Linked DNA regions of Homo sapiens: region 1 is linked to region 2. A link is an interaction called in ENCODE POLR2A ChIA-PET data of the cell type or tissue named here. Cell type or tissue: PC-3. All regions are shown on one strand.

Evidence for each region. ChIA-PET counts read pairs that join two places held together with the same protein. Peaks named below come from ENCODE experiments on the same cell type or tissue, not always from the same donor. Only the 100,000 strongest peaks of a DNase experiment are listed, where the experiment ranks them.
Region 1: POLR2A ChIA-PET joins it to region 2 with 7 read pairs; 3 of 35 experiments call an interaction of 5 or more read pairs at or near these places.

The regions. Positions count from the first base shown.
Region 1 is chr3:37,035,678-37,038,177 of GRCh38, forward strand. The region is part of intron 13 of MLH1 (mutL homolog 1); the gene reads left to right. Among named protein-coding and RNA genes, the nearest start is that of MLH1, 43 kb to the left of the region's middle. In PC-3, no CTCF peak of the experiment used is centred here; no DNase peak of the experiment used is centred here.
Region 2 is chr3:37,286,816-37,289,315 of GRCh38, forward strand. It overlaps GOLGA4 (golgin A4), which reads left to right. Exons shown (of 24, transcript NM_002078.5): 5 at 2,420-2,476. Among named protein-coding and RNA genes, the nearest start is that of GOLGA4-AS1, 44 kb to the left of the region's middle. In PC-3, no CTCF peak of the experiment used is centred here; a DNase peak (open chromatin) is centred at 1,206; H3K27ac peaks cover 1,010 bases.

The DNA.
Region 1 (2,500 bases), 250 kb before region 2:
ACATGATTTACTGAATATTTTAAGCCCATTGTGGAGACCTACTGCTCAGAAAAAAAGATTCCTTTCAAAAGCCTGTAATCCCAGCACTTTGGGAGGCCAATGCAGGTCGATCACCTGAGGTCAAGAGTTCGAGACCAGCCTGGCCAACATGGTGAAACACGTCTTTATTAAAAATACAAAAATTAGCCAGGCCTGGTGGTAGATGCCTGTAGTCCTGGCTATTCAGGAGGCTGAGGCATGAGAATCACCTGAACCCAGGAGGTGGAGGTTGCAGTGAGCCGATATCATGCCATTGCACTCCAGCCTGGGCACCAGAGTGAGACTACGTCTCAAAAACAAAACAAAAAAAAAAAACTGAAAGGAAGAGCTTAATGAGAAAGGCATATTAAAAGCCAGTATAGGTTGAAAGCTAGGCCTCTTGTGCAAGTTAGCCAAGTTATACATGAATGGTAAAGCAAAACAGCTTTATTGCTGTAATAAAGAAAGTTTTAGTGGTCTGGATAGAAGATCAAATCAGTCACAGCATTCCCTTAAGCCAAAGCCTAATCCAGGGTAAAGCCCTAACTTGCTTCAATTCTTTGAAGACTGAGAGGGGTGAGGAAGCTACAGAAGAAAACTTGGAAGCCAGCAGAGATTGATGAGGTTTAAGGGAAGAAGCCACAAGTGCTGATGTAGAAGCTGTAGCAAGTTATCCAAAAGATCTAATTGATGAAGGTGGCTTACACTAAACAACAGATTTTCAATGTAGACAAAACAATCTTCTATTAGAAGGTGTCATCTATGACTTACATAGTTAAAGAGGAAAAGTCACTGCCTGGCTTCAAAGCTTCAAAAGACAGGTTGACTCTAATAGGTACTAATGCATCTGGTGACTTTAAGTTGAAGCCAGTGCTCATTTGCTATTCCAAAAATCCCAGGGCCCTTAAGAATTATGCTAACTCTACTCTGCCTGTGCTCTATAAATGGAACAACAAAGCCTAGATGACAGCATCTTTTTAGAACATGATTTACTGAATATTTTAAGCCCATTGTTGAGACCTACTGTTCAGAAAAAAAGATTCCTTTCAAAATATTACTGCTCATTAACAATGTACCTGGCCACCCTAGATCTGTAATGGAGATATATAAGGACATGAACACTAACACAGCATCCATTCTGCAACCCATGGATCAAGGAGTGATACTGACTTTCAAGTCTTATTTAAGAAATACATTTCATAGGGCTCTAGCTGCCATAGATAGTGATTCTTCTGATGGATCTGAGCCAAGTAAATTGAAAACCTCTGGAAAGAATTCATCATTTTAGATGTCCTGAGAAACATTCGAGATTCCTGGGAAGAAGTCAAAATATCAACATTAACAGGAGTTTGGAAGAAATTGCATCCAGCCCTCATGGATAACTTTGAGGGGTTCAAGACTTCAGTGGAGGAAGTAGCTGCAGATGTGGTGGAAATCACAAGAAAATTAGAATTAGAAGTGGAGCCTGAGGATATGACTGAATTGCTGCAATCCCATGATAAAATTTGAACAGATGAGGAGTTGCTTCTTATGGATGAGCATAGAAAGTAGTTTCTTGAGAAAGAACTTAATTCTGGTGAAGATGCTGTTAATATTGTTGAAATGGCAACAAAGGATTTAGAATATTATATAAACTTGGTAAAGCAGCAGCAGGGTTTGAGTGGATTGACACTAGTTTTGGAAGAATTTCTACTGTGAGTAAAATGCTATCAAACAACATGACAAGCTACAGAGAAATCTTTCATGAAAGGAAAAATCAATTGATGCAGCAAACTTCACTGTTGTCTTATTTCAAGAAATTGCAACAGCTTCCTCAGCCTTCAGCAATCACCACCCTGATCAGTCAACAGCCATCATCAGGGCTAGATCCTCCACCAGCAAAAAGATAACAATTCGCCGACAGCTCAGATGACTGTTACCATTTTTTAGCAAAAACCTTTTTAATTTTATTTATTTATTTATTGGAGACAGAGATTCACTCTGTCGCCCAGGCTGGAGTGCAGTGGCACAATCTCAGCTCACTGCAACCACCACCTCCCAGGTTCAAGTGACTCTTGTGCCTCAGCCTCCCAAGTAGCTGGGATTATAAGCATGTGCCACCACGCCTGGCCAATTTTTGTATTTTTAGTAGAGGCAGGATTTTACTATGTTGGCCAGGCTTGTCTCGAACTCATGATCTCTGGTGATCTGCCCACCTCGGGTTCCCAAAGTGCTGGTATTATTGGCATGAGCCACTGCGCCCGGCCAGCAAAAAAGTGTTTTTAAATTAAGCTACCTACGTTGATTTTAGACATAATGCTATTTGCACACTTAATAGATTACAGTGTGGTGTAAACATAAGTTTTATATGCACTGAAAAACAAAAAATTTCACATGACTTGCTTTATTGTGATATTGACTTTATTCCTGTAGTCTGGAACTGAACCTGCAATATCTCAGAGGTATGCCTGTATCTACTTGTTCTGTGATACTTGTTATTGTC
Region 2 (2,500 bases):
TAACTATTTCCTGTGGCTGCTGCTTGTGAAGCTTTTGATTAAGTATGTAGGGATAAGAAACTATTATATTCAGGGTGACCCACCTTGGCCCCACTATGTCATCCTGTTTGCTTGTGTTTCTATGCATTGGCTATGGAAATTTCCCACTAGGTATTCCAGGTGATAATTCAGAGCTAAGGAGAAATATCCATTCCCTTTCAAATGGTGCCATCAGTTTGCTGTGTTTTAAAATAAAATATAGTTGGCCAGGCGTGGTGGCTCACGCCTGTAATCCCAGCACTTTGGGAGGCCAAGGCGGGTGGATCACCTGAGGTCAGGAGTTCGAGATGAGCCTGGCCAACATGATGAAACCCTGTCTCTACTAAAAATACAAAAATCAGCCGGGTGTGGTGACGGGCACCTGTAATCCCAGCTACTCGGGAGGCTGAGGCAGGAGAATTGCTTGAACCTGGGAGGCAGAGGTTGCATTAAGCCAAGATCGTGCCATTGCACTCCAGCCTGGGTGACAGAGCAAGACTCCGTCTCAAAAAAGAAAAGATAAAATTCAATGCTTTGCTCTCTTTTCTACATGTGTACCTGCCTAGAAACCTTTTAAAATAGGCAAATATCTTTTCAATAGAGCCAATGAAATTAAAATAGTAGGTATTGCCAACACTCTTACCTATGCTGCTTATACTAGCTAACATTTATTGAGCTCCTACTGTGTGCCAGGCATTTTGGTATATTTAGTTCTAGCCTCTTTCCTGTGAAGAAACTGAGGGAGAGTGACTCGTTCATTGTTGCACAGCTTGTAAGAGGTAAGGAGGAGAGCCAGGGTCTTTTTCCTAGCAGTTAGACTGCAGAGCATGTGCTTATAACTACTGCACTACAGTTTTTCATCATTCTCAGCATGGCATGTTCCTGCATTTAAAATTTTATATTTGAAACTGAACAAACAAAACCTGTGTTCATGGCTTTTTTGGGGAAAAGAACTTTGGTTTTTGTTTTATTCACTTACAAGTCCCCACAATACAATCCAGTCATACTCCCTTGGTCATAGGTAAGCCATTTGCCTGTCTGTATCCCCTTGTTTTGCTTGTTAGTCCACACAAACCAGTGAAGCTCCAGATTACCCTATTCCTTTACCTCTGTATTTATGTTGTACAGGAATATGTGGTTACTTTGTTTCCATAGGTCATAACTTACCAAGTTTAATTTCCTTTACTAGAGAAAAGTACCTTCCTTACCCCACCCCAGGAAAGGGTGAGTCATTTCATCTCACAATATTACTCTTTTATTAGCTTCTTGATTTTTTTTTTTTTTTTTTTGAGAAGTCTTGCTTTGTTGCCTAAGCTAGACTGCAGTGGTGCGATCTTGGCTCACTGCAACCTCCACCTCCCGGGTTCAAGCGATTCTCCTGCCTCAGCCTCCTGAGTAGCTGGGACTACAGGCACGCATCACCATGCCCGGCTAATTTTTGAATTTTTTTTTTTTTAAGTAGAGATGGGGTTTCACTATGTTGAACAGGCTGGTCTCAAACTCCTGACCTGGTGATCCGCCTGCCTCGGCCTCCCAAAGTGCTGGGATTACAGGCGTGAGCCACCATGCCCGGCCAGCTTCTTGATTTTTTTTAGTGTATGGTTACTAATTTAGCCATCTGATGTTCTTTGTGAATTTTTCTGGATGGTTTTTTTTTTTTTGAGATGGAGTCTTGCTCTTTCGCCCAGGCTGGAGTGCAGTGGTGCGATCTCGGCTCACTGCAAGCTCTGCCTCCTGGGTTCACGCCATTCTCCTGCCTCAGCCTCCTGAGTAGCTGGGACTACAGGCGCCTGCCACCACGCCTGGCTGATTTTTTTTGTATTTTTAGTAGAGAAGGGGTTTCACCATATTAGCCAGGATGGTCTCGATCTCCTGACCTCGTGATCCACCTGCCTCGGCCTCCCAAAGTGCTGGGATTACAGGTGTGAGCCACTGCGCCCGGCTGGTTTTGTTTTTTTAAATATAGACAATTATTTTGTTTCTAAGCCACAAAAACCTTTAGAACAGGCTGTTAATTGATGTGTTCCACACATTATAAGTTTCAATGAAATAAACTGCAGTTGGAATTTGATTTAATTTTAAAACATTTTATTTTTTAAATTGAACAGACAGTAAAATTGACTTTTTGTTTGGTTTACATGTCCATGCATTTTAACAAATGTATAGATTTTGAACCACTGCCACTGCCAGGATGCAGAACAGTTCTATAACATCATGATCTAACTTAACAGATTTTTCAATATGGTCACATCTTTAACATTTTAGGCTTGTCCTCTATCTTCAGGTTATTTTTGGATAAACGGTTGTAATATTTTAAAAATAATTATTTTTGACTTGCTTTGTATTTACTATGTCATACAGTTAGCTGTTTAACCAGCTTTTTTTTCTCTCTCAATTAAAGGGTATATTAAGTCAGAGTCAGGATAAATCACTTCGGAGAATAGCAGAATTAAGAGAGGTAAGTTTCAGTGATGAGTACTTT